Linked DNA regions of Mus musculus: regions 1, 3 and 4 are each linked to region 2. The links are chromatin loops, found by intact Hi-C in ENCODE. Cell type or tissue: heart. All regions are shown on one strand. Links, peaks and the distances in the headings refer to the core of each region. The heading gives the core; the rest is flanking DNA. Region 1 overlaps Gab1 (growth factor receptor bound protein 2-associated protein 1). Region 2 holds the start of Gab1 (growth factor receptor bound protein 2-associated protein 1). Region 3 has its middle 14 kb from the start of Smarca5. Region 4 holds the start of Gm31223 (predicted gene, 31223).

Evidence for each region. Peaks named below come from ENCODE experiments on the same cell type or tissue, not always from the same donor. Only the 100,000 strongest peaks of a DNase experiment are listed, where the experiment ranks them.
Region 1: a loop joins it to region 2, with 6 times the contacts of the local background. A loop is called at or near these places in 14 of 42 quality-filtered maps.
Region 3: it touches region 2 in a loop (3-fold over the local background); 13 of 42 quality-filtered maps call a loop at or near these places.
Region 4: it touches region 2 in a loop (2.1-fold over the local background); 3 of 42 quality-filtered maps call a loop at or near these places.

What each region holds. Positions count from the first base shown.
Region 1 is chr8:80,769,364-80,776,771 of GRCm38, forward strand. It overlaps Gab1 (growth factor receptor bound protein 2-associated protein 1), which reads right to left. Exons shown (of 10, transcript NM_021356.2): 7 at 5,571-5,664; 8 at 5,187-5,310; 9 at 288-410. It also overlaps the pseudogene Gm7997. Among named protein-coding and RNA genes, the nearest start is that of Smarca5, 34 kb to the left of the region's middle. In heart, for the core only: a CTCF peak has its summit at 3,567; no DNase peak of the experiment used is centred there.
Region 2 is chr8:80,876,728-80,884,135 of GRCm38, forward strand. It overlaps Gab1 (growth factor receptor bound protein 2-associated protein 1), which reads right to left and starts at 3,752. Exons shown (of 10, transcript NM_021356.2): 1 at 2,805-3,752. The coding sequence starts at 2,876. In heart, for the core only: CTCF peaks have their summits at 2,202, 2,406, 3,133 and 3,956; DNase peaks (open chromatin) are centred at 2,164, 2,804 and 3,724; H3K4me3 peaks cover 3,783 bases; H3K27ac peaks cover 2,778 bases.
Region 3 is chr8:80,749,831-80,757,238 of GRCm38, forward strand. No RefSeq gene overlaps it. Among named protein-coding and RNA genes, the nearest start is that of Smarca5, 14 kb to the left of the region's middle. In heart, for the core only: a CTCF peak has its summit at 3,685 (motif pointing right); a DNase peak (open chromatin) is centred at 3,711; H3K27ac peaks cover 411 bases.
Region 4 is chr8:80,946,457-80,953,864 of GRCm38, forward strand. Gm31223 (predicted gene, 31223) reads left to right here and starts at 2,500. Exons shown (of 4, transcript NR_168642.1): 1 at 2,500-2,699; 2 at 4,101-4,243. In heart, for the core only: a CTCF peak has its summit at 3,418 (motif pointing right); DNase peaks (open chromatin) are centred at 2,145, 2,445 and 6,035.

The DNA of each region.
Region 1 (7,408 bases), core at 735-5,734, 110 kb before region 2:
ATTCTGTCTTCCCTGTGCTGGGATTAAAGATGTGGCTACCCCACTCATCCAAGCCACATTTTCTTCATTCTAAAGACAGCAAAAGCACTGACCATGACGAGTAGAAACTGCACAACTGACCGACCTCTACAAAGGGAGAAACAAATCTATCAGACTTCATGATTCTGTTGCTTGTGACTTAGGAAACAACAGTCACTAAATTTAAATAATCAGGCCCCCAACTTTCCCCAAAGAACATGGTCCCTCAAAGTGTGCTTGACCTATCTAGAGAACACGGGCTCACTTACCTTCCGTGGTGGCGTGGACTTCCCAGAATCTAGGTCTAAATCCAGGTATTCGACTTGTTTGTCTCCTTTGGGTTTATTCATCGGGCTGCTTCCCCCATCAAGGCTGTTGCTGGCAAAGAGATTCTGAAAACAGAACAGCGAACAGTGGGCAGACACTCAGGAGATGCCCTCTTCTCCCACCCTCTCTTGTTCCCCCTGGGGGATGGGGAGGGTCACTACCTTGTTCAAAAATGGTCTTGAACTCCTGGGCTCTGAAGTTAAATTTAGTTAAACTAATACTCAGCCTGAGTGCTGTAGCCACTGGTAACTGTCCCTTACTCAAGTAAATAACTTTACTCATGTTTGCACAGGTAAGTAACCCTTCGCAGAAACAAACTGCGAGGCTCTGAAAGAAAATGGTCCCCCCATTGGCACATTGAGAGTGGCGCCATTAGGAGGTGAGGCCTTGTTGGAATGGGTGTGTCACTTGAGGTCTCTTTCAGGTCTCAGAAGCTCAAGTCTGCCTCCGGCTCAGACATTCACTTCTGTTGCCTGCCCTCTCAGAAGCAGAATGCTCAGCTCCTTCTCAGGCACCAGGCCTTCCTGGATGCTGCCATGCTTCCCACCAAGGTGATAATGGATTGAACCTCTGAACTATAAACCAGCCCCAATGGAATGTTTTCCTTTATATGAGTTGCCGTGGTCATGGTGTCTCTTCAGAGCAATAGAAACCCTAACCAAGATGCACACACACACACACACACACACACACACACACACACACACACACTCAGAATTATGTAAAGAGTAATAATAAAAAAAAGTCTTAGACATCAAGTCACAGACAGCTGCAAAAGCTCTCATTCTTAAAACCATGCAGGTCTGGGTGTGAAAGCGCACTTGTAATTCCGATATCCGGAAGCCGATGATGAAGGAGAATTACAAGTTCAAGACTGTCCTAGGCTGGTGCTGGAGCCACTGTCGCTGAGCCCAGGCCACGCTGCTGCTTGCCCATCACCCCCCATCGTGCTCTAGCGGTCTCAAAAGATTCAAAGTCCAAGATGGCAACCCTCAAAGACCAGCTGACTGTGGATCTTAAGGAAGAACAGGTCCCCCAGAACAAGATTAGAGTTGTTGGGGTTGGTGCTGTTGGCATGGCTTGTGCCATCCGTATCTTAATGAAGGACTTGGCGGATGTCATGGAAGACAAGCTAAAGGGAGAGATGATGGATCTCCAGCGTGGCAACCTCTTCCTTAAAACACCAAAAACGGTCTCCAGCAAAGACAACTGTGTGACTGCAAACTCCAAGCTGGTCATCACAGCAGGGGCCGTCAGCAAGAAGGAGAGAGCTGACTTAATCTGGTCCAGCGAAACGTGAACATCTTCAAGTTCATCCTTCCCAACATTGTCAAGTACAGTCCACACTGCACGCTGCTGATTGTCTCAAATCCTTTGGATATTTTGACCTAAGTGGCTCGGAAAATCAGTGGCTGTCTCAAAAGTCGAGTTATTGGAAGTGGTTGCCATCTGGGTTCAGTTCGGTTCCGTTACCTGATGGGAGAAAGGCTGGGGGTTCACCCTCTGAGCTGTCACAGCTGGGTCCTGGGAGAACATGGCAACTCCAGTGTCCCTGTGTGGAGTGGTGTGAACGTTGCTGGCGTCTCCCTGAAGTCTCTGAACCCAGAACTGGGCACTGATACAGACTGTTTTAAGGAGCAGTGGAAGGAGGCTCAAAAGCAGGTGGTGGACAGTGCATATACGACGATCAAGCTGAGAGGTTACACATCCTGGACCATTGGCCTCTCTGTGGCAGACTTGGCCAAGAGCATAACGAAGAACCTTAGGCGGGTGCATCCCATTTCCACCATGATTAAAGGTCTCTATGGAATCAATGATGACGTTTTCCTCAGTGTCCCAAGTATCTTGGGACAAAATGGAATCTCAGATGTTGTGAAGGTGACATTGACTCCTGAGGAAGAGACCCGCCTGAAGAAGAGTGCAGACACCCTCTGGGGAATCGAGAAGGAGCTGCAGTTCTAAAGTCTTCCCAGTGTCCTCGCACTTCACTGTCCAGGCTGCAGCAGGGATTCTATGGAGACCACACCCTTCTCATCTGAGCTGTGGTTAGTACAATGATGTTGAGGTGGTGTGGGGAAACATCTCAGTTCCCACAGCTCTGCCCTGCTGCCAAGTGGTACTTGTGTAGTGGTAACCTGGTTAGTGTGACAGTCCCACTGTCTCCGAGACACACTGCCAACTGTGCAGGCTTTGATTACCCTGCGAGCCTTCTGCATTGCTGCCCTGTGCACCCTCACCAAGCATGCCTAGGCCAACGAGTTCCCAGTTAGTCATAACCTGGCTCCAGTGTGTACGTCCATTATGTATAACTTTGCATAAATATTCTACAGGATATTTTATGTATTATATGTGTCTGTAGTGTGCACTGCAATATTATGTGAAATGTAAGATCTGCATATGGGTGATGGAACCAACCACTTAAATGTCATGCCAATGAAAACACCAAATAAACCTTGAACAGTGAAAAAGGACTGTCCTAGGTTAACAACTGCAACTTCATATCTCAAAACAAAGCAAAACAAAAGAAAACCATATATGTATGTACCCAGTTACATTATTATAGTGAAGGATCCTCATATTTCTTGCTTTCAAAGGGAGGGGAGGGGAAAGAATATGACATATATATATATATATATATATATATATATATATATATATATATATATATATGTATGTATGTATTTCTTTGGTTTTTTCGAGACAGGGTTTCTCTGTGTAGCCCTGGCTGTCCTGGAACTCACTCTGTAGACCAGGCTGGCCTCGAACTCAGAAATCCACCTGCCTCTGCCTCCCAAGTTTTGGGTTCAAACATGTGTGCCACCACTGCCCGGCCAAAACATATTGCATTAAAAATTTAATAAAGGGTCTGGAGAGATGGCTCAGTGGTTAAGAGCACTGACTGTTTTTCTGAAGGTCCTGAGTTCAAATCCCAGCAACCACATGGTGGCTCACAACCATCCATAATGAAATCTGATACCAGCTACAGTGTACTTACATACAATAATAAATAAATCTTAAAAAAATTAATAAAGAATTAAAGATCCACATTTAACTTTTAGGTATTTAGAGAAGAATGAATTTGGAGTACATTAACTAAAGGATGTGGATCATGACTGCGGTCCTTCCAGTAACTTTTCTGTTTTCTCTTAGTCTGATGCCATTCTTCCTCTAAGAAGCATATGATAAAACTCTCTAGAATCATGTAGCACAACCAGGAAGATAGAGGGCAGCACTAACAAGTAAGAACAAACAAGCTTGATGTAGAGAAACAGAAACAGACTTTGGCAAGAACTTTCAGACCAATGGCGCAGCTCACAAGAATTCAGGAACATCTGGATGCCCAGTTAAAATGGCTGGCACCCCTCGCCCCTTTCCTAGGTTATGAGAAAGGAACCCTGAAATGTGCAATAACAATCTTTTTGTCCTCTGAAGGACACCATCTTTCACTCTCAGCTTGGGGTGAGGGTAACACTTTGTGTCTAAAGGTGACAACTGCAAACACACCCATGCCCTACCTTGCGCTGGCTGGGACAATTTTTACAATATTATAAAGTCATAAAAGCAAGGCATAAATCCCTAGGACCTGGCACAGTCAACTGCAGCCAGCTGTTCCCCAAGAGAATCTGTCAGCATTTCTCACTGAACTCTGTCTAATTATCAGCAGAACTGGACTTCTTTTTCATCTTAAAGTAGGGCTGAAACCCAGCTGTTAGACTCTACAGTAGCCTGTCACCCAGTGTTTTCCACACAGTTTTTAGAGAAACTTTTAAGATTCAGAGACTGTTCTAGATATTCTGTATATCAAGGAAAAAAACAAACAATAGTGCTAGGTTTTCTAAAATTCTTACATATAGAAAACTGAGTGATGCTTCTGTTATTCCCTAGGGACAGTTATGGCAGAAGTGCTGGACCATGGCTAAAATTTAGGCCATCTAGTTAGAGTTCACTTGGTGGACGTGTGACTTGACCTTTACACACAAATCAGATGTGGTAATGAGTCTGTCCTAGCTTTTCTAAGACTATTAATTTTGTTTACACTGATTTAATAAGTCCAAGAGCATGTTAGCCCTGTGAACTTCCATGGCATTCCATCAACACACCGTGTTCCAAGAGTGAAGAGCTCTGATGAAGCTTGCTTGACAATCTAATGCAGGGCTGGGAGGGTCAGAGTCGTGGTGGCACGGGAAGCTGCAGAGGGGACAGTTGACTTTTCAGCTGTACCTGGCACACAGCAGACGTTACCCGATGCCCTGGGTAGAGGTGCTGCAGTGAACCATCTGCAGTGTACTGGAAGCTGAACTCCAGTAAGAGCAGCACGTGCTCTCTGGCCCCAGTGTCGGCCAGTTTGCTTATGTGGAATTTTGAAAATTTATCACCTCATATTTCTTTGAACATATCATATCAAGCAAGCTCCTTGTCTCACTTCACTATAGGTCATAAGGCCAATAGCTTTGCTGTGCCACTAGCCACAACCATGTGTCACCACTGGCCCAAAGTGACAACACTGAGCAATCACAGACACTCCTAACACTCCAAGTCACGGACACCTTCTCTGTCTTTATAAGTTGATTGCCTCGGGAACTTGCTACAAGCTACAGAAAGCTGTAATGAAAACCTTCATGTTTTCACTGATTTCCAACTGTACAAACAGAACAGTTTGATCCCAGCTGGTCTGAGACTTTGACAGTACGTAAGAAAGCATCACTTAAAAATTATTTCATTGTTTTTTCAAGGATAGGAAGAAAGACGGGAGGGTAAATGTGTACAGATAGAACACTTTAAGCTGAACTCGCTTCAAAGGGCAGCTCAGGTAGAGAAATGAACACGAGGCCTGCACATACCGGGTCTTCGCCAGACAGATTTGGATTCATGGGGACATAGTTCTCTTCACTGTCATGAGAGTCGCTGCTCGATGTCGTACTGTGCACAGAATCAGGCCGAGGGGACATGGGAAACCTAGAGGAGCTAGAGAAAGTGACATCATGAACCTAACGGAACAGGTGTCAAATCACCCCACATACCCACCCATATAAAAGCAATCTCCAACATGCTCTTTCTGCAATGGTCATTAGTTTACAGTTACATATCGGGCATTTTTATTATGACAAATGAAGATACTCTTGACTTTGGGCTTTCTCTAGATTCTTTTTCAACCCATCTCTCTTGAAATAAACAATTTTCATTGTCTTGCCACTCCAACTGTGCGTTTTCAGTAGAACACTTACTCCCGAGCGAAGCTCCTGGTGATGGGAGATCTGACTGGGGCTTGCAGCTCTTCCCATTCTGACAGAGGTTTTATGTCTAAAGGTGCCGGCTTGACTGCAAAGAAAGGGAGGGACGGTGTGAGTGGACAGAACTTCACAAAATAAACAAGGCCCCCTCAATGCTGCAATTCACACTTGGTAGGCAGACATCGTCTTACACAGAGTCTAACGCTCAGCAACGAAAGGTCTAACCTCTACTACTGCTCCTACTATATATGGCTTCAACACAACGATACTGCTTGACTCAGCTCAAGGTCTAACCTCTACCTGTAAATATAAATTAAACGACAACGTAAAGTATGCCCCTTTAAAGCTCCTCTGGGCACTGCTCGCATTAATGAATTGTTTTATGAATCTCATCTTCATCTGTGTCAGACATGGTCCCCACTATTGAAGCCTCAGTATAGTTTTTCATATGTAAAATGATGTGTAGAAAGCACTAAAATCGTTGCTACACCCCAAACCAAAAGAATCATAAAAAACAACAAAACAAAACCTCCTAGGTTTTCTTACTTTGGGTTCAAAAATATGTAATCATAATCAACTATCTTATCAACAGCACAGGGGCACAAAGTTCTCGTTTCAAAGCTGCAGATCACATAGGCTCACAGCTCAAGCAGAGTAAAGATAGAGTTAGAAATCTTGAGTTAAGAGCTTTCCCATCTGTATCCTTAAAACAGACACATACAGCATCCTGGGCTGAAGAAAGGGGACTTTTCTTCATGTTCCCTTTTTAAAAACAAACAAACAAACAAACAAAACAAAAACTTAAAAAGGTGAATAAGAGTTTAGCTGTCATTTTCTAAGCCATGCCATAGTAAAAACACTGAAATTATTTCTTATTCTATTTCACAACAGAAAACAACATATACATATACAAAGACAGGAGACAACCTGGGCTCACAGCAGCCCAGAAGCAGAAGGGAAACAATGAGTTACTGCCTGGAAAGGTAAGGAGGATGGAGGGAGGGAGCCAAGCCTGACTGAGGGCACACACTATCAGATAATCCCCGTGCAGTGAGGACGCAGGCCTGCTGCGCACCTCCATCTCCAGATGTGCTCTCTTATAACTATCACACAGGGACGGCTGGCAATAGCAGCCCTACATAAGCTCTCCTTCTTTTTATCTGAAGAAAAAAAAAAACCATAAAAATAAATAAAATCCCAGTGCCCCACATAGGTACATACCCTTTCTTCTTGTAGCAAAGTCACCTATGGTTTGTGAATCAGTTCGCTCTAAACCATGGGGTTTGGGTCTTAAAATTTTAGGACTCTGACCTAATTGGTAAAAAGAAGACTCTCTTATTAAAAATGTTATTTTTAAATTGGAAAATGGATTCTGTTACACAAACAAACAATAAAAGAAACAGAGTCGTGTGCAGAAATGTGACATATTAAAAGCATAAACAAAAACTTGTTAGCGAAAGACATCCAGTCTCGCTAGACACAATTCATGCTCAGTGCACCAGAATGCAGGGAATGGCATGCTACAGCGTCACAGGCACAGGGGACGAGAGAGGGCTGGCTAAAGGGACAAGCAGCTGCTTGCTTTTCCTTCCTTGAGGAAAGGAAGGAAGCACATGGGCCATGTTAGTGTGTCTTCTAACATGTCAGACAACAAGACAATGGGAAAGGCAGAATGGGAGGGGCAGGTGAGGCGTCCCCTGGCTCTAACATGGTCCTGCAGGGAAGCCAGGTGGCTTGTCCTCCGGAGCTCAGTTCCGAGTTCTCCAGGTCAGCCTCTGACCTTAGACCTCAGTGGTCACACACTGAGTCAGTCAAACCAGGGCGAGCAGAAA
Region 2 (7,408 bases), core at 969-5,968:
TAGAAAAATACACATAGCCATCCTACGTAGCCATCCCTTTAACAAAATCAAACTGGATGGATGCCCAAGTCAAAGGTTCAACATCCCGAGGATGTCAAATCTGAGGACTAAACCTGACAAATAAGTGTCACTTAGCAGACCTCAGTCATCCTCTTGGCTGTCACCTGTCTATTACCATCCTGGGCCATCCTCACCTACTCCACTAAACTGTAAAGAAACACTAGTCAGCTGGAGACATGGCTCACGTGATAAAATGCTTTCCACAGAAGCCCAAGAAACTCAGCCCAACCCCAGCTCCTTTGTAACAAGCCAAGCATGCTGCTGCAGTTTATAACCCCAACACTGGTGACGCAGAGACAGGAGGATGCCTGATCTCACTAACCAGCCCACAGCCGACTCTAATCCATAAGCCCCAGATCCCAGTGAGACCCTTTGAGCAAAGCAAGGTGGGTAGCTCCACTGGAATGACATGCCTGAGGCTGACCTCTGGCCACCACAAACGCACATGTGCATACATGCCTATGTGCATACCCACACACAAACACACACACACACACACACACACACACACACACACACACACACACACACAAACCACTAGTTTTCTACCAAGCAAGAAAACCCTTGGCTTCCCCCACCTCCTGCTTACTGAAACACAATTTAGGGACTGAGTTTTCTCCTGAAGGCATTTATAAAAACACCACCACTCAATGTAGACATGCAGATAAAAGCCACTTTGCATTCTGGCTGACTTTCTCTGCATTTACTTTAAGACTTTGTTGTTCCCCAAACTTTAAAAACTACTTAGGAGCAAAGGTTGGAGCACTGTGTATCCGATTGGTTCTTCTTCCTTGAGTTCTCAGCTAATTCACAGAAAGTCTAGACTGAAAAGACCTTAGACTTAATCTGAGCTTCACGTTTCGCAGACCCCCCTGAATTCAATCACTCTTCCCTGATTCAGAAGCTAACAGGTTTGGCATGATTGGGACTTTTGTGGGAGAACATTGCTGTGGTCATATAATGATACATATAAGTAAACATAATCATATTATTATTAATATCTTTATAAATAATCAGCTGTATTTGGTTTTTGTGCTTGTGTTTTCTATTTTTGAGACACGGTCCTGGCTAGCCTGGAATCTGCTATGGAGACCAGTTTGTCCACGGAGCCTCCCATTTCTGCCTCTGGAGTGCTGGGTGGTATTGGGCATATAATACCACCATATCTGTCCCTTATTAGTTGTCATTTTCCTTCCCTGCAAGGCTTTTCTCCTTACCTTGTGGCTGGTGCCTAGTACAGAACTCAGTATGTCTGGCAGGCCATAAGTAATGAAAGAATGCACCGGACTGCATGATCAGCAAATATATTGTACTTTAGTTTCCTCAAGAATCCTAAAACCGTCTTTCCTAAATAGTGCCTTACCTCTATCTCCTCACCCCTCATCGCCTCACCACAATCGTCTCTTTAGAACTAATTCTGAAGATGTCACTGCCACTCTCAAATTTCTGGAATCAAGTTGCCATCTTTACCAAGAAATCCAAGCAAACTGTGACAGATGGAGAGACATCTTTGGGGAACCTCTGACAATTTGTCAAATCACATCTTTCAATGAAATTACTTGGCTGTATTAAATTATACCAGAAGGTGAGCCCGAAACTCGCTGGTGAGCTCCGTGAAAATAAATATTGCCTGGTTTCACACAAGCAAGCGAGTAGTCCGATGATTCTTGGTGTAGACGCCCCTCCACCAGAAACAGGTTTCATCAAAACAGGTAGTAAACTCTAATTAAGTGGGTACACGTTTTGCTTTTGGGAAACACATTTCACCCTAAAAATACTTGTTTCAAATGCCGGTACAAAGTGTCATTTCTTTACTGACAGGGTACATCGCAAAATTAGCCAATCTGAAGGAAGACTTAGGACCCTAGATTCCCGATGAGGATATAGTTCCACTCAAGTATTATAGGCTCCTTCAAGATACAGTTTTCCTAACCGTGAACACAGTCATCTCACAATCAGCATCTTGAATCAATTACGCAAATACCAGTTAAGCCGTTCTGGTGCCCGGGAAAAGAAACGCCAGCATCAAGAAATCCCTGTTGGCTTCAGCTGTCCCCTCCTGCGGGGCTTGACAGCGCTTCTAAGGCGCCCAAACACCAGCCACCAGGCTCCCCCCAGCGCCCTCCTGCCGAATCAAACCGCCAGGGTTCTCAGGCCAAAATCCAGTGTCCTCAAAGCAAAACCATGAAAATGCTAAGCAGACGGCAGGGTTCATAAGAACTTTTTTCCCCTTTCCCTTGAGCGAATATTTTGAGAAGTTTGCCTATATTATCCACTTCTTGCGTCCACAGTTCACTTCCCTCCACCTCCTGGAGGCGCAAAGGAGAGCGGGCGCGGACCCAATCGAGAACCCATGAGTACTTACTACCTCCGCGGTTTCTCGGGGAGGGGAGATTTAACAGCTCCATGAGAATCTGATACAGATAATAAAAGAAGGCTCTTTCTCCCTGTTTCACTCCACCCTTGCTAAATGGAAATAACAACAACCAAAGTATGCAGCCAGTTTTGAGCTGGAAAACTGGGCTTCTCTAACAGGCAACGAGGCCTACAAGGGAGGCAGTCTGCAATATGGAGGGAGAAAGTTTGGCCGCCGAGTGGACGTCAGGGTGGGAGTGGACCGCACCCGGTCCGGAGCCCGCCGGCCGAGAGACGGATCGAGGAAAAGGAGGGCGGGATTCGTGGAAGAGCCAACCGGGCGCGCAGGCTGCTGCAGCGGGGCAGACGGTGACCTGACCTGTACTTACATAACGCTTCAACTTCTTCTCCGGGGGCGACTTGCGGAGCCATCCCGAGCAAACCACTTCGCCGCCGCTCATGGTGCACGCCGTGAGGACTCGAGGACCAGACACCAAAGGGGTCGGTGGACACAGTGGACGCGCTCCGTGCACGGCGGGCACGGCAGTCAAACGCAGCCCAGAGGACGTCTCAGATTCCCCCGACGGGGCGGCCCGGCTCCCCGCGCCCTGTGTCGGCGATCGAACCTCTCCCGCAGATTCGCGGACTGAAGAGGAACTCGATCGGGAACCGCGGGGACCAGGGCTCGCCGACCTTCTTTCAGTGCGCCCTCCTGGCCGCCAGGCGCGCCGTCCCGCCGCCTAGGCAGCGGTCGGGCTCCGCTGGGACTCTGTCCGGACAGGGAGCCCAGAACTGGAAGCCCTGCGCTCCGCCCCTTGGAAACGGGACCTCCCGCGGGTGCTCCCCGCTGCGGACCCCACGCTGCACGCGCACACACAATGCCCGCGCGCGGTGTCCGCTCCGCTCCGCTCCGCCCGTTGGCGCATTCACACTGAGAGGGGCTCGATCTTCTCTTTCCCTCTGCTCGGAAAAGGGCGCCTGGGAAGGCGTGCGGCGTCCGGGTGGCAGCCGGCACAGGGGCAGGTCCTGATCAGCCTAGGGAGTTCGCGGACCAGCAGCGAGGGTCAGGGCGTCGCCGGGCGTCGGGGAGGTCGCGGGTCCGCGGTGGGAGGGTGGGTCTGCGCTCCAGCCTCGGATGAGGGCGGGGATCAGCACAGGGACGAGGCGCAGGGCGGCTCTGCTTCGGGGAGGGACCCCTCTGTCCTGTCCCCTGCGCTCCTCCCCCACCCCGGGGGCGCGCGGCGGGTTCGGGGAGGCGCGGCCTGGGCCCCGGCCCTCCTCCTCCTAGCCTTTCTGCCTCCCCTTCCCACGATCGGTCGCCTCTAGCTTCAGCCCAGACTTTCTCTGAAACTCCTCCGGAGCGCTTCCAGCCAAAACAACAAGGGCTGGGGAGGCGGGGCCGGCGCTGGGAGGGAGCGAGATGGCAGAGGCACCCTGGGATCTGTAGTCAGCAGGCGCGCTGGGGTCCTCGCCGCCCCGCCGCCCCGGGCCCGCGCGCTATGGAAGGCGGCGGTCTCCGGGAACGCAGCGCCACCCCAGTGTGAGAGCGGGAGTGCCGGGCACTCTCGCCAGCTCCGACTGAGTTTGCCATCTTGACAACCCCCAGGGTCAGGAGTTTGTACTCGGCTGTGCCTTCGCGATCCAGAGTTTTCGGAAGGATTTCCCTACTTGACAGTCTGAAAAAATAACCCAGCCAGGAGGAGAACTCACTCAAGCGGGTCCTGGCTGCTCGAGAGACTGAAGGACTGCGTCTCCCGGACCAGGAGCGCGCTAGGACCCTCACTGTGCACCCAGAGACCAAGGGGGTGGGGGACCTCCTGGGTGCCTAGGGCCTGACCCAGGAGCTGTTCTACCGAGTGATGCTACCGCTTAGCCTCCACAAAGCGTTCAGCTGCGTGTATCTCTAAGACAGGATAAAGTCTCACACTGCTTCCACTCATGGGCTGTTTCTTCCAGTTGGCGTTGTGTTTGTTTAAAACCTGCGCTAGGATGTTGGACAGGAAAAGAAATCATTCTGGGTACCCTAATTCTATTTGCCTTTTTGTGTGTTTTACAGTTATTATATCTGGGCTGAGTTTGACACAGTCTTGTAACAGACTCTTCTTTACGGGTGTGTTTGAAACAAAGCCTTGGAACAAATTTTAGAAGGCAATATAATCAGACAAAAATTTTAAAGAGTTGGGCATGGTGATGCATGTCTTTAATTCCAGCGCTTGGGAGGCCGAGGCAGGCAGATTTCTGTGAGTTTAAGGCCAGTTTTGTCCACAAAGTGAGTTCTAAGGCGACCAGGACTACATAAAGAGGCCCTGTCTCAAAAAGGGAGTTTGTGTGAAAATACAAATAGATAAACAAGCATTTCTGAGAAGCATGAGTTTGGGGCTCTCCTAATAAATGTGTGTTCTGAGTCTGAAACCTTGGGGGTCGTAAAGAGGAAAAGGTGCTGGGAGCCCTGCCTGGCAGAACCCCTGTAATCCCAGGCCTGCCAAGGTAGGTAGGGGAGGGGGAGGGAAAGAAAGACTAGAGAGAGACATGGAGGCAGGAGTGAAGAAATTAAAGAAAGAAAAGAAAAGTAGATGCTAAGTTAATAATAAGACAAAAGCCCTTGCATATAAGAAGAGACAGTGCCCTTTGTTTTTGCCATAAAGTGCTTTTGAAATGGAAAAGTGTAATCTATCTTGTATTATTTAACTTTTGGAATTTCAAATAGAGCTTTTTTCCCAAATAAGTTTCACTTATTCCATTTCTATATACAAAAATCTACACCTGCAGTTAGAAACTTACACCTGCAACCCCAGCACTTGGGAAACTGAGGCAGGAGGATTATTGTGAGTTCTAGGTCAGCCTAAGCTTGATAGAGTATAAGAACCAATCTCCAAAAAAGAAGATGAATTTAAAGTGTTGCATTAAGACCTGGCAAATGGCTCTGGGTGAAGAACACTGGCTGCTCTTGCAGAGAATCTGGATTTTACTCTTAAACCTCTATGGTCCCAGAAGGTCAGCTATCCTTTTCCAGTCTCCATAGGTATCAGGCATGCACATGGATCACAGGCATACATGTAAGCAAAACACACATACACACATACACATAAAATGAATAATTTTTAAAAGTATTGCCTAAGATTTATGCTTGAGCCCATGAGATATGCCTCCACATATTGCACAAGCAGCAAAAGGAGACTGAGTGACACACCAGGCATAGCTTGAACATAGGAAATTTCAAAGCCCTCCCGCTCCAAACACGCACATACTTCCTCCAACAAGGCCACGCCTCCTAATAGTGCCACTCCTTATGGACTAAGCATTCAAACACATGAGTCTATGGGGACTATACATATTCAAACCACCACACATTATTATATAAAAAATTATATATTATATTTAAATTATACCACTTTCACATCATGTATTGAATCATATTTATGTATGTGCATTATAAGATTTGCAGTGTGATGGCGCATGCTTCTGATGTTAGCATGTAGATGGCTGAGGCAGTGTGAGAACCTCTCCAAAAAAAATAAATGAATAAATAAGTAAATAATTGGCATTCTGGGAAATGCTATTATATATAAATGGGCTGAGTTTTATTCCACAGCAAATGTTTACAGAATGTCTGATACTGGAATACCATAGTGAGGAAGGGTAGACACGTTCTCTCCTCCTCTATCTTGGAAAGAAAAAAATATTACAGGTAATTAACCTCCAAATGTCTATAATTTAGTTGATACATTTTATGGAAGAAAAATATATAAATATTTAGGCATATGTTGGAGAATTCACCCTTCAAGAGGGGAGGGGGAGTAGGTTGAGATTGACTCCTTTGAGCTAAAGACTTCACACAGAACTCTCAGGACCCATAGGTGCAGCATACAGCTTGGAGAAGCCACAGACAATGTAGATCCACAGGTGCTGGGGCTGCTAGGAGCTAGAAAAGAACTGGATACATTCGGCAACAAAGAGAGTGAGCACAGCATTAACCCTGGGTGAGAACCCCGAGGCAGCCAGAGAGGAACGCAGGTGCCTGCTTGGAGGGTGTTTTGTTTTGTCTTGAGACTTGTTCTTATGAATCCTCTGCTAGCCTTATCTTGGATGGCCTTGCGCTTTTGATCCTCCAGCCTTTGCCTCATTGGAGCTGGGATCACTAGGGAGCACCACCAAGCCCAATTTGAGAATCTTTCTGAATTTAGACCTCTTCCTTAAAGCATATGGCCCTAGCATCACATCAGTCAACTCTGAAAAGGTAGTGTTACTCCAGCTTCCAACTTTAACTGCACATCTCCTGCCTGATTTTCCGAGTCACCATATGACATCACTCTTGTTTCTAGATGGCTTTTCCAGTCTATGGATATGTCTGACTTTTTTGTAGAACATCAGACATCCCTTTTATTCTTCATGCTCACTTCTCTAAGCTGTGGTCCATGGCTTTGACAGTATGCTCATACCTCACAAGAGACCAATTCCAGTAGAACCTAGCTGTGCAGTTTTCCCCACCCAATGATGAGTTACAGACAGCATTCTAGAATGTTCAGTGAGTGATTTCAGATCCTTTCCTACCTCTTAGATCCTTCTACGATGGGATCTAAAGTTTAGACAGCACAGAGAGTCCTTTGAAAGAAAAAGTGTAGTTAGGGATGCAGCTCAGCTAGTAGGCTGTTTGACTGTCATGCATGAAGCCCTAGGTGTGATCACCAGCATCACATTAAAAACAGGCATCGGCAGCGGTGTAGTAGCAGCAGTAGTAGTAGTAGTAGTAGTAGTGTAGAAGTACATACCTGGTATCTGGCATTGAGAGATAGATGCAGAAAGATCAGAAGTTCATGGGTGGGGGATGGGGTTCAATGCTGGCCTGGAATACAGGAGACCCTGCCTCAAAAAGAAAGGAAAAGAAGGTATCCAAATACAATTAGTATGCGTATGTATTTACAATGAGGAAATAAGTCATCGAGAAATTACTGTAGCCTTCTTTCTAAGATTTCCAGATGGCATCTAGATTCTT
Region 3 (7,408 bases), core at 1,243-6,242, 130 kb before region 2:
TCCCATCCTTACCCTGTGGTTTGGTCCTATGAAAAGGATAAGGAAAATTGGCTTGAACCTCGCCTTAGGGGGAGACAGACATTGGCCAGCTCTCACGTACAGAAATAAAGCTTGCTTTGATTTGGCCATAATTTGGGTTGGTGGTCTTTCTCTTTGAATCTGTGGGATTAACAAAAAACTTCTTGTAACTGTAACCTCCTCAGGACCTGCAGTTGAGCATACACCCACCTAAGCCTCACCAGACAATTAAAAACAATACAAATCACTAACAATTAATACTGGTCCAACTGTTATAACCTAAATTTAATTTTATAGTTTTGCCCAATGCCCAGTCTGTATAGATCAACTCCAGCAACGTGTTAAAAACGTGTTAAATCACTAGGTTCCAAGCATTTTGGTTCAGATGAGGCCATCCTTTCCTACAGAGCACAATATGACCTGTTATAGAAGCTTTATTTCATATTCAAACCTTCTCAATTTTATTGCTTCGTTGTTTACATTGCCCAAGACTCAAACCAGTGGAGGAAAGGGCTCCCGAGGCTCCATCCCACTGGAGGGCCAGCTGGGCGGGCAATGTTACTTTTTTTTCAGAGGTCTGGCCACATGCTCAAGGAAGCAGCTCTAATAACTTTGAGAGGGTTGTTTTTAAACAATGGAGGAAGCATTGAAATTACCTCTAGGTGGAAAGAGGCCCAAGGGTTAAGCCTGCAGATCAGGCACCTGGCTAAGGAACCACCCTAGGGAGGAGGGTTCACCTTAAGATAATACACTTTTCCTTCCCAGAATTCCTGTGCTCTGGTGCAGTCCCTAAGAGATGAGCTCCTTGAGGTGTGGTTGGGTCTGTGCATAAAGTTTCAGAAGGGCAGAACTCCCCCATACTCTTTCCTTTGTTTTTAAACCACTAGACTAAGGGTCTGGACTCCCTTGCTCTCCCTGGAGCTCCATCCCTGCCCTGCGGCTGCCTGTTAGTGGCACCTCCAAGGCTTATCTTCTCCATTGTCCTCCACACAGCTTCAAGGTTGTACAGCTTCCTTGCCCTGGAGTTTACTTTTTAAACTGAATGCATTACCCTTGAATATCCATTCAAGTCTCTCTTTAATTCTTTTCTTAATGAAAACTTTTCAAGGAGGCCTGAGTTCTCCGGTGTCATCTGATGGCACTCCTGGGACTCCCAATATTTTTAGTAACACATTCCCTCCTGCCTTTTCTATAATTGGGAGAGAAAATGAACCTATTCCAGTACCTTAGGCAGCAGGAAGGGTGGCACAGGTACCTCCAGGGGAACCTGGAGCGAGTCCTGAAACTAACTGAGGGGGATTGTTATATGTATGACATTGTCAGATAATTTAAAATATTACTTAAAGAGAAAGAAATTACGGTAATTGGTCATCTGGCACATTGGTTAGATTTCACAGAACTGAGAACGGAAGCCAGGGAGTGGATGTCTGCAGTAGGTGGAGAAGACGTCCCTGGGATTCCCAGGAGTGGCCTGAGGACAGTGTACTGTGAGTGTGTCACCCTGAAGTTTGCTGAAAGGAGCAAAAGGCACTGTCACTAGGGTAGAGAGTGAGTGGCCAGAGTGTGGACAGAAGCCTCCAAAAAGGAGTTACTGAAGGGAAGATGGGTCCTAACACTGGCTTATGGGAGAAGAAGGGGAGATAGCTTGACACTAAATACCTCTGACTGACTCACTATGCAAGTCCCAGCAATCAGGAGGCAGAGGCAGGTGGATCTCTTTGAGTTTATTTACATCTTGTCTTCAGAGGGAGACCCTGTCACAAAAAGAAAACAAACAAACAAACAAACAAACAAACAAAAAAACAGATGAAGTTATATAAACTAACCAGGCCAACAAGGGCAAAGGTCACATATTCTTTCTGCAAACTGTTTATCTCTGAGTGCCCATGGGAGTCGGGAAACTAGGAAGGGGACTTGGAGCCAGGGTTGCTTTAAGGAAAGTGGAGAGGACACAGGTGGCAGCGGGGGTGGGGGACACTGGAATGAAAAGGTTTGAGCATGGAGGAGGACTGGAAGATTTAAGGAGATGGGAGTGGGGGTGGGGGGTTCCAAATGAAGGGTCTGTGTAAAGGCCTCTGTGGAAACCTCCCCTCCTGTAACAAATAAATACACGAGAAGTTGAAGGAGTTGCCTGCCTTCACGGCTAGGTGACAGATGTTGTTGCTCGTGCCAGGAAACCCAAAGACTACCAAGGAGCCAATTCAGATACAATAGCATTAGGGTATCTTTAGTCAAGCTTGAGCTTGGGCCACACCACCAGCTCTGACGCAGAAGAATGGGAGAGGACCCCAAGTCTAGTTTCAGGCAAATATTTATAGAGGCAAGAAAGGGGTATCTAGCCTGGTACACATCTGATGGGGGCGGGGTGGGGGGAATTGTGGCCTTTAACATAATTGGCTGGTGCTGGGAGCCAAACCATAAACTTAACTTCTGCTTTCCTTCTGATTTGTGGTTGTTAGGAAGTGAAGTGTCAGGGGCAGGCTTGTAACCTGGGGGTGCAGATTTGTTGGGGAATGATCTGGAAACTGATGCTAGACACAGGTCTTGTTGGGGGCATGGCCTGGAAACTAGTGCTAGTTACTAGCCTGTTATTTAAGCTTGAGTTCAACCTTAGATCAGGTTCTCTAAGATGGAGTCAACCCAAAAGATCTGGTCTCTCAGCCTTGGGTCACTCACTCAGAAACGTTCCACTCCCACAGGTGGAACAGCTCTGTGGGAGTTGGTCGGGGAGGTCCCAGAGCCCCTCCTGCTCACGGACAATGCAGGCTTTGTCAGGCTTCTAGGTTGCTTATCATAACCGTAACAGGAGACTCTGCTGCCACCGGTCTCGATTGCAACAATGGGGACATCAAGATGGGTGGGAACCTATAATCCTGGTTAACAACTCATGCTGGGGGGAGGGGGGTCCAAGGTAGGGGAAGAAGATTAATATTGTTCTTTAACGAAATCAACATAGCATCAAACTGCTTTTAGAATAGGTACATTTATACTCCAAAGAAAAGCTACTCTTCAGCTTCAGTCAGACAGGCCTCTGCAGAGAATGGCTCAGACTGAATGCATAAGATGCAGAGAGTAAGCAATGGTCGAGGGCTCGGCCATAAACAAGACATCCATCCATACTAGTGCTTTAAGGCTCACCGATTGCTAGGAAGAGGGAGTAGGACATATGTAAGAGCTGGAAGGCGGGGCAAAGGGCTGTGGAATGCCATCCATATGCTTAACACAACCTTTGCAATCACAAAATCAAAACTTGCATTACACAAGACTGGGCCTGTCAATGATCCAGGTTAGAAAGAGGTTTGCGCTTAGCACCCGTTAGTGCTAAACTGTTAGGTTCTGAAAGATTCTGGGAGAGGATGAAGTCGCTGTCTTCAGTGTATACCCACTGCAGAGCCTATCAGGCCCCACTGGAGAGTTCCATACCATCAGAAGGACAGATATCCCTGGTAAAGTAAAGAGACTGGGGTGAGGGAGGGGTAGACAGGGATAGTAGAGAAATGGGGGAGGGAGAGGAGAGATTGGTCAGTGTGCATTATGTGCGTAGGTGAAGTTGTCAAAGAGCAAATTTAATTAATAAAGAACCTGTTGAACAGAGAACCTCTTAAGAGGCATGGTAAAGAGTGTATTCCCATTGTCAGAGGTCCTGAAGATTCAGTTTTGTCCACAAGAGGGCGCAGGCGGCTCCCTAACAATCACAGCGGCAGACCAGCTGCCATGAAATCCTGTGGAAGAGGCGAGAGCTCCTTCAGCAACCTAACTGAAGTCACATCAGTACATGTGCATTTGTCCACAACAGCACAGATTCCCTTGGAAGCACACATAACTTGGATATGGAAAGAAGAAACTGTGTTCATGTTTGGAACTTGTGACTGTAATATTTATTAAAAACATCTTGTGAAAATACCTTATAGGGAACAACATTTTGTGAACATCTTTAGACTTATGTATGAATTTTAAGAAAGGGCTGTGAAGAACACAATATAAAGCAGCCATCATGATGTTTTCAGGAAGCCTGCCACTTCACATTAGTAGCTTTCTTGTTCTGTTTTACATTGTTGTGTTTTGGATTGGCAGAGTTTTGGTTGGTTGGTTGCTTTGCTTTTTTATCGTTTGCATGCAGTGTTAGGTTTTATTATAACGTTTTCAAACAATTGTTACTTCTGTTGTTCTTCCCTCTCCCTCCTCTTTAACCCCTTCCTCCTCCTGTCCCTCCATGTCCAGCAGCCTCCTTTTGACCTTTGCAGCACCTGTCCCTTTGTCCTCCCCCCATTTCTTTTTTTTTTTCTTTCAGATACTTTATTTTAGGAAAACCCAACTGAGAAGATTATAACTCTCTGTCCAATATATTTGCATAAAAACAATGTACATGTCAGTTTAGGTGAGGCAATGGTATTTGGAGCTGGACTTTCTAAATTCAAATTGCAACCAACATATATGCTATTGGGATTTTAATATATAAAATAACTTTCATCTCATTTATTCTTTCTAAAATATTAGAAACATCCACATCTTCTACTCACTAGTTTTTTACACATAAGTATTCATATATAACTTATAAGACTTTGGAAAATACACAAGGAGTTTCAAAGTATTGCAATTGATTGCTGGAATATAGAAAATAGTCAGTAAATTACAATAATTCCATTAAATTATTTCAGTGGATCATAAGCACATGTAACTAAGACTGATTATTAACTAGAAACTCATATGCATAAATTCCTTTCATTTCAAGCTGAGCCTCAAATTAAAAACATGGTTTCTTTGTGTTTTTTCCCTCAACATGCTATTTTCTCAAGTATGTAAATGTTGTCTATTGGTACATTTCAAAGATTAGAGCTACTTGTATGTTTGTCTTTCGTATTTCTGTCAAGTTGTGGGAATAATCTATCAAATTTATATTAAGAAGTTGTTGCACAATACAGGTCATAAAAATTTTAAAGATGCCATTATAAATCAAATCCCCTTTAAGATATCTTAATGACAAAACACATCTAATTTCAATATTAGAATTAGCTGAATTTAAGTTAGTGACATAAAGAGAACGTTGGCCTTATTTTGAACCATTTTGAGAAGTACAAAGCCATTTTCCATCAATTCTATTTTGTCTTAAGATTTTTTTTAATTAGGTATTTTCCTCATTTACATTTCCAATGCTATCCCAAAAGTCCCCCATACCCTCCCACCCACCCACCCCCACTTTTTGGCCCTGGCATTCCCCTGTACTGGGGCATATAAAGTTTGCAAGTCCAATGGGCCTCTCTTTCCAGTGATGGCCGACTAGGCCATCTTTTTTTTTTGTTTGTTTTTTTTGTTTTTTTTTGTTTTTTTGGTTTTTCGAGACAGGGTTTCTCTGTATAGCCCTGGCTGTCCTAGAACTCACTTTGTAGACCAGGCTGGCCTCAAACTCAGAAATCCGCCTGCCTCTGCCTCCTGAGTGCTGGGATTAAAGGCGTGCGCCACCACGCCCGGCATTAGGCCATCTTTTGATACATATGCAGCTAGAGTCAAGAGCTCCGGGGTACTGGTTAGTTCATAATGTTGTTCCACTTATAGGGTTGCAGATCTCTTTAGCTCCTTGGGTACTTTCTCTAGCTCCTCCATTGGGAGCCCTGTGATACATCCAATAGCTAACTGTGAGCATCCACTTCTGTGTTTGCTAGGCCCCGGCCCTCCATTTCTTAATATCTGTCCTCCTTCCCTGGTCTCCTTTATAGTTTCATACCCTATACTCAGGCTCACACCCACATATATACATACATACACACATACACATATACATAGGTACATGCACACATATACACATTCGTAAGTGCATACATATGTACATACATATACATACACACATACATATACGCATACAAAAGTGCAATATGCATACATATATATGTACATACATAAGTACATACATACATATGCACTGAGTTTGGGCTTCTATTATACAATACTTTCCAGATATATTTTCCTGTGAATGTATTTTTTCTTACAGCTGAATAAAAATTCTGTTGTGTGTACATACCACATTTTTATTATCCATTTGTCTGTTGAGGGCATCTCAGTAGCTTCCATTCCTTTGCTAATTGTGACTAGAGAAGCAATGAGTGTAGGTGAGCAGGTCTCTCTGAGGTACAAGATTGAGTCCTTTGGGTATCTGCAGCTCACACAGCAGTTTTGTATTCTAGATTTTGAGACACTTCCATATTAATTTCCATAAATGATTTTCTTCATGTCCTTTGTTGTCTGCTGCTTTTCTTTCTCATTTTTTTTGTTTTTTATTTTCTAAGAACGAAGCTTTCTACATAGTCCTGGCTGTCTTGGAACTCACTATGTAAACCAGGTTGGCCTCAGTCTCACAGAGATCTACCTTCCTCTGCCTCCTGGGTGTTGGGATTAAGGTGTGCACTATCCTGACCAGCTTCAGTTGATCTCTTGATCATAAACACTCATATAAGCACCATAGGGCAAAACAGTATTGAGAAAACAGTGTGGAAGAAGTCTTTACGAGATTTCGAATTTGTAGTGCAGCACTGTGATAATGAAATGTCCTCCTAAGAAAAGCACACTCAGCAAGCATCAGAACAGAACCCCAGCTGTGTGGGTTCTTAGGCAGTGTGGCTTCTGTCAATAAATGCTGGTGGACAGGAATGAAAGAAGGAATGTGTATCAGTGTTCAGTGGGCTATAGGTATACTTGTGAAGGGCAAGACCATAATGATGTTAACAGGTGTGGAAATGGACACTTTTAATCCCAGCACTCGGGAGGCAGAGGCAAGCAGATCTCCCTGAGATCATGAATAGTCTGGTCTATGTAATAAGTTGCTGGCCAATAAGGGCTACACAGTAAGACCACATTTCAAAACAACAACAATAACAACAACAACAACAACAACAACAACCATCACCACCATCAACAACAAAAACCCAGCAACAATGCTTATATAGAAAAACTCAGGGTTTTGGAATAAGAGGACCAAAATGATTACCCCCAAATGAAACCTTGATGAAGTGCAATCTCAAAAATTAAGATCATCAATATATACCATTAAAAGAATCTAAGGGAAAAAACCACTACAGGGCATATTTATAAGCCATTTAGTTGACAAAACAGTCACAACTTAAATGCCAGGCATGGGGACAATTAGGTATCTGGGTTGAGGAACCATTGTACCATTGGTTGGTCTCTCATTAAGATGCAGGAAGTCACCAAAGCAGCTGTTGGTTGCAGCTGTGCACCACCTTACATTGGTTGGCAGTGATTGCTCTATCTGGAATAGACTGTTGGAAACAAATCAAACTTGTGGAAAGAGGGTGAGTGACCTTGTTGCAAGGAAAGCTAGCTAGAAATGTGGTTTGTCTAATCTTTTCATATTTGGGGTGTGTGTGTGTGTTTATTG
Region 4 (7,408 bases), core at 1,476-6,475, 70 kb after region 2:
GTGAACCTGGTGCTCTAGAACCACCTCTCTGGCCCTTTTCCCGGGAGTGTTTGGATTTGTGTTTAATAGTTTGGTAGTATTCAGTAGTATCCAGCACCTTGCCTTTCTTCTTCACTTTTTGGAATGGTTTGAGAAGGAGTAATAGTACGTCTCTTTTACAGTCTGGTGGAATTCAGGAATGATTCCTGTGACTCTGTCAGGGCCAAGGCTGGTTTTAGTTGAGAGAATTGTTACTACTATTACTACTACTACTTCAATCTCATTGTTATAGATCTTCTTAAATATTTAAATTATGTATCTCAGCTTAATTTTGGTAAGTCAAATGCATCTAAAAATTCATCCTTGTAGTTCAGGCTGGCCTTGGTGCTAGGTGAGGTATAGGTAGGTGAGGCTGATCTTGAACTCCTGATCCTCCTGCTTTCCCCTCCCAAGTGCTGGACCGGGATTGTAGACATCGCAGCACTCCTTGGTTTGTTCAGTGCTCAGGATCACACCGTGTTTCTTGCATGTGAGGTAGACACTGTATGGGGCTCAGTTCTGTCCCCAGCCTAGGAACTGTCACAAAAGCAAATTAAATCAATAGTTTGCTTTTGACAAATAAACAATAAAAAAGGTGGAACATGTTTGTTACCCACTATACCATAAGAACATCTTTGCTTTGGTTTTCAAAAGTCAGAAACCAGGGAAAGGTTCCCAGAGAATTGTTCCTCAACCAGAATAGAGTAAACCAAGAAAGCTGTCAGGGAGGCAGCTGGCACAGGATAAGGCTGGCAGGAAAAAACGGGAGAAAATGCCTGGAACATTTGTTACTATGGACCAGGAGGCTCTTCCTCTGTCTGTCTAGCGCCAGCCCTACAGAGACAGGGACAGAGAAGTTACTTGAAAAGGGGATATCTGGAAAGACATCTCAGCTTGTTAGGGTCACAGAAAGAGGCTGTGAAGTGAGCAAAGCACTCTGGGTTTTTAACACAACCTGAGGGAAAAGCCTAGCAGGGCTTGACATCATGGACTCGGGGTGGGTTTGGGAGAAGAAGGTGAACTCAACAAGCTGACAAGATGGCAAACCTTCAGCTATTATTGGTAGGTGAGAGAAACCGAGGCAAGAGTTCAGCTCCATACATTGTTTCTGTAGCCATTAGGCTGACACTTGCTGTATGTACTTTCACTTGCCCTAGCTAATCATCACACATGGGTGAGTTTCTTCTTTATAAACGAAGAGCTCTCTTTTGAGGTGGGATGGGGTCAGAAGCACCAGTGGGTGAAGTGATGGATCTCAGGGCACTGCCTTAGGAAGAAGGCATGAAGAACTCACTCATGATCATAGTTCAGGATGAACTTAACCAGTCCATACCCAAACATGCCCACACACCCTACTTCTATACTGAGCACAGCAGTAAAAAGAAGCACAACTTTCTTGCCTCTTTTCAGCTTCCCCTCCAGTTTTCCTTTCTTCTTCTTTTTGTTATGTTGCTGTTTTGTTTTTCGAGACAATGTTTCTCTGTGTAGCCCTGGCTATCCTGGAATTCTCTCTGTAGACCAGGCTGGTCTCAGATTCAGAGATCTACCTGGCTCTGCCTCCAGAGTGCTGGAATTAAAGGCATGAATTGAATGAACCACCACTGCCTGGCTCTCTCTCTCTCTCTCTCTCTCTCTCTCTCTCTCTCTCTCTCTCTCTCTCTCTCTTGCTTTCCTTCCTTCCTTTTTTCTTTTTTTTTCCTTTTTTTTGTTATTGCTTTGTTGTTTCTGTCAAGATCTCATAGATTTACCTTTCTCAGTTTGGCCTCTAACTTGCTGTGTAGCTGAAGGTCCTCCTATGTCTATCTAACTCTTGACTGCTGACTGATGTCAAGGCTCTGTGCCATCCATCATGCCTGGTATATGTGGATGAAACCCACAGCTTCTTGAATGCTAGGAAAGCAATTCTCTCAACTGAGCTATACCCCTAGCCCTTCCCAGCCTTTCTGTTTCTTCCAGTTCTCCTGGGATCCTATGGGTCACAGACAGTCATCATCAGGGCAAGGAAGGAGCAGAAGATGAACTGATGGGGGCAGGGACAGGGTGTTCTGAGGCAGTGCCCCGCACTTCTGCCTGCCACTGGCAGGAAGGATGAGGATCAAAGTTAACTGGAGCCATTGCTACAAACAGGAAGGAGCTCGTGCACAGAGCTGACGTGCATGAGACGGCCTGTGTGTATGAGTCAAACGTGTATGCACACATTTTTACTGTAAGACTTGGGAAATGACAGAGTAGGGATTGATACATCGAAACTGAGTGAGGGAGACTGTGCTGGGGTTTTGGGTCATCTTCCCTTGGGTCTGCCATTTTGATGACTTATTGCAGTTTCTCAAGGCTCTCCTTGACCCACCCTCAACCCCACCCCCCAGAGGTTTGTCCAGATCAAACTGAAGAAGTGGCCATTTTTGCTGGCCACTCCCCCACGACCTATGACCTAGATGAACTCTGCACATTTTAAAAGCTGGTGTCTTCCTCTTTTGAGGTATTTCCTGGATACTTAAGCAGCCTTGTCTACTTGCTGGCAGCTTAGTTGAGGAAAAGGGTGGGGGTGGGTGCCTTCACTTTAATTTCTTCTGGTCCAGCTGACAGGATCAGCAGAAAACTAATTGTGGTTTCCTGTTTCAGCTAGCTGGAGTTTTTAATCAAGACAGCAGTTAATGGTATTTTGGAAGTTTACAAAATATGTAAGTGATCCAGTTTCTCTATATTCTTGCCAGAATTTGGTGTTTATACTTTTAAAAAAAAATTTCTTTATTCTTGGGCTAAAGATTAAAGTCAGGGCCTAAACCGTTCTTCTAACTGGGAACCAAGCATTCAAATATACGAGCTTATGGGGGCTACCCTTATTCAAACTACCTCTCTTTCTCTCTCTCTCTCTCTCTCTCTCTCTCTCTCTCTCTCTCTGTAAGAGCAAGTGCTCTTACCCACTCACCCGTCCCCTGCACCCCTGTCCCTCCCTCCGAGTGAGCCCTCTCCGCAGCTCCCCACATGCCTTTTGCTCTCTCCCACTGTCTTTTAGGGATGGCGCTTTTGTACCATCTGCATCTCCCTCTGCCAGCTTTTGATGGATGATGCGCTCAGTGTTGCCTGTCAGGACTTTTGGGGCTAACTCTGCATCCTGAGTAGTCTCTCCCTCCTGTACCTTCCAGTCATTTGCCTAGCTTATCTCTTCAAATGCTTCTGCAGTGAATCCTTCCACTGAGTGCTAAGGGTCAGAGCCTCAAGGCTCCACTCCAACCCTGTCAAGTTTCACTCTCCACCCCCTTTCTGTTACGGTATTTTCCATTTCTTAATGCATTCTGTTCCTTTACTGAGATTTTCAACTTTTTCTTTGTTGAAGGAGAATGTATGCTTTTTTCCCCCAAAGATTTATTTATTTGTTTTATGTATATGACTATACCATTGCTCTCTTCAGACACACCAGAAGAGGGCATCAGATCCCATTACAGATGGTTGTGATCCACCATGTCATTGATGGGAATTGAGTTCAGGACCTTCGGAAGAGCAGTCATTGCTCTCAACCACTGAGCCATCTCTCCAGTCCAGAATTTATTCTTGATAGTGGAAATACTCTTATGATAACTGCTTTAAAATCCTTCTCAAGCAATTTCCCACCTCTGATTTTTTTTTTTTTTTTGGCTTTAGTAAGTTAACTGCCTTTCCCTCCTCTTCTCTTTGTTTAAGACATAGTTTCACTGTGTATCCTTCTGCCTTGTCTTCCAAATTCTAGGATTGCAAGAAGGCACCATGTCCAATAAAGTCAGTGTCTCCCTCTCTCCTCCCTTCCTCCCTCCCTCCCTCTCCCCTCTCCCTCCCTCTTTTCCCCCTTCCAGTGTGATGATTGGGTTTAATGCTAACTTGACCACACATTAGAATCACCAAGATGGGAACCTTATCTGAGAAATTGTCCTGATCGACTTTACTGATGTGGAAGACCCACTCCAAGCCTGTGTGGCACAGATTAAAGGAAGGTGCTGCAGAAGGAAAATTAATTACCTTTTGTTTGCTTGGGTGTCCCTCTGGCCAGTGAGTTATTTTACTCTGTTGCTTCTTCAGCTGATTCCTTCCTGGTTCTTCCTGATTAGAACTGCTGAGGCTCCAGCCTTGTGAACTGAGACTAGTGGGTCATTGTCCTCTCTGGGATGAGAAAGCTACTGTGGGACCACTTCGAACTGCTGAGGAACCATCCTCAAGGACAAAACAACTATGGGACACTTAGCCTCTTAAGGTGAGACACCTGTTGTTACTATGGTAACATATACTGATTTATTTTCATCCTATGGGTTCTAGTCCTTCAGAGAACCAGGGTCTTGAGCATGTGTGATCCTCCTGCCTCAACCTACACAGTCCTGGAGCTTGCTGGAACATGTACTGAGCCTGATATATGTGGTGCTGGGGAGTTGAACGTAGGGCTCTGTCCATGTTGACAGTGCTTCGTTCAGACAGCCAGACAGCTGACTTGCTATCATCTGGCCGAGGAGTGCTTCAAGCATTTTCTCCCTTGACCAGCTTTGCACAACTGGAATAGTATTCTTTGGGTTCATAAAAAGAAAAATAAGTCTGATCTTTTCGACCTTGTCTGACTGTACCTTCCCCTGTAAGTTACCCAAACTGCAGACTGAGCCTCTGGGAAGCAACAGTAAGCTCACACTGCCACCAGCTTGTGTAACTGCATATGTTGGGCAGGTGATATTTGTGTTTTTACTTTGGTAGTATGCCTAAATCCCATTTCCTCTCCACATTTAGGTAATTTTTAAATTTGCCATTCAGTGGTATGTGTGTGTGTGTGTGTGTGTGTGTGTGTGTGTGTGTGTGTGTGTGCTGGAGCAAGGCCCTATGCACTGGCTGTGTATTCTTTTTTTTTTTTTTTTTTTTTTGGTTTTTTGAGACAGGGTTTCTCTGTATAGCCCTGGCTGTCCTGGAACTCACTTTGTAGACCAGGCTGGCCTCGAACTCAGAAATCCACCTGCCTCTGCCTCCCAAGTGCTGGGATTAAAGGCGTGCGCCACCACCGCCCGGCCTGGCTGTGTATTCTAATTCTCTGGTCCGGTACTCTGAACCTGCCTGGATGGTGAACATCACATACATGCTAGAATAAAAACAAAACAAAACAAAACAAAACAAAACAAAACAAAACAAAAACATTTAGCCTTAGGAACATGTCAAAAGCACAGATTCCTAAGCACAGGTCATTGACTTTGGAAATCCAAGGAGAGAGGTCCTTCCTGTCCACCCTGCACACTATGGGTACCTTTGGGGAGGTCCCTTTTAATTCAGTACATATGTGGAATGCTTGCTTGTCTTGTAAAGACTCTTAAGACAGGTTAACAGACACTACTCACGTTCATCCTCAGACACGATGGATGCCCCTAACAAAGGTACATTTTCATTTAGCTGTAGCACATCCCAAGCCCTCACAGCAGGGGAGTTGTGCTTGTGCAGTGGCACTGCCTACCTAGCCTAGGCAACTATGCAACAGGAGAACACTGGCCCTCCCCTACCCCAGTCTCCCCTGCTCCTATTGCAATGCCTGACAAGCTGGAGAAGATGCTATTTAACAATGAACTCTCCTAGGTCTGGTAATTGTAGCTCAGTGATGGAGAGGGCTTGCCTGGCAGAATCAAGGCCCTGAGTTGGAGCCTCGGTACCAACCCAAAACATAAAGAGTCCGACACACCGGAGCTGGGGCAGCCACTGAGGGAGAGGGGTGGAAGAGCTTCTGATTCCCACAAGAACACTCAGTGCTTTGGTGCGAAAGATTAACGACTAAATAACTGACAGTAATATAAGTCATAAAGACAAATACTAGGAAGAGATTAAAATGGTCCGGCTGGTGGTCACCAAAAGGGGTTAATTGCTAATTTATGGGAACAAGGGAACCGCTTTAGGGGAAGTTGCTTTCCTTGCCTGCAGACAGGCAGTGCAGTGTGAGAGAGCTTCCTGCTCTGGGGTGCATCTTCCTTTTTCCTGAAAGGAGAGATTCTTCTTCTTTTTAGTATTTATTTATTTATTTATCTAACAAAATCTTCCTGTTACTAAGAGGCTGCTTCCTGCGGAAAGTCCTGAATAGCGTGTGGTGATTAGAAAACAAAAAGCAGTGTGTGATAATCATGGGTCAGGATCCCTGGTGCTTAAGTCAGGAAGGAAAAAAAATGTTAACTGAATTCTCAACTCAGACTGTCCAGGGGCCTTGGGGAATCCCTGTTTTTGGTTTTAGCAATTTGTTTTTGGCTTATGAGCAACCTCAGATGGTAACAGCTTTGCTAATTGGATCAGAGCCCTGCCAGTGTAAATCATTTTAAGGGTGTGAACACTCCCTCCCCCCTTAATTATATTTGCTGTTATTGAATTCTCTGATGACCAAGAAAAATGATGTAGACTTCAGTGATTGCATTTTCCACCAAGGGAGCTATTAACTCTTGAGATGAGAGAGTACGCAACAGATCTGTTTGGACTCTGTTGTCTTATCAATAAAATATTTCATTAAAATCCAACCAGGTTCTTCTGGGGAATTTCTCACTAATTTTCAGCATAAACGTGACTGCAAAATGTAGGAAAAATGATGTGTTATTTTTTTTCTTCAGATAATTTCTTCCATGCAAAAGTTTATATAATTTGCCACTTGCCAATAGCAAACCAGTGGTGGACTCATTAGTGCTCTGAGTGGCTATAAAAGAGGGTTGTGGGGAATGTGGTTCTTTTAGTAAAATGTTTGAATCCCCATCATCAGTGTAAAAGCCAGATGTAGATATGTGTGCTGGTAATCCCTGGTGCTCACTCGCCAGCCACTGTAGCTGAATTCATGAGCTCCGGCTTCAGTGAGAGACCCTGTCTCAAAATATAAGGTGGAAAACTATGGGGGAAGGTACCTAATATCTACTTTGGCTTACACACACACATGCTCATGGATGCACGCATGTACACACACACACAACACACACACACGACACACAAGCACACACTCATGCAACACATGTGCACACAAATGAAGAATTGAAATATTGAATTTTTACTAACTACTGAAAATAAAGGCACATGGGTGAAAGCAATGAGGTAAAATTAATATCCCACAAAAAGGTGAGAGAAGACAGGATGGTTGGGTAAGTAAGGGTTTTTGTTACCATCCATGGAAACCTGCGTTTGAACCTCCCTTTGTACTTGAAGGGAAGGAGAGAACGACTCTCACAAGTTGTCCTCTTACCTACTCGCATGCATGCGCGTGCGCACACACACACACACAAATGAAACTTTAAAAAAAGCAAAAATATAGCAGGCATGGTGGTGGCACACAACTTTAATCCAAGCCCTCAGGAGGCAGAGGCAGGTGGATCTCTATGAGTTCAAGGCTAGCCTGGTCTATAGAATGAGTTCTGGGACAGCCAGCCAGAGCTAC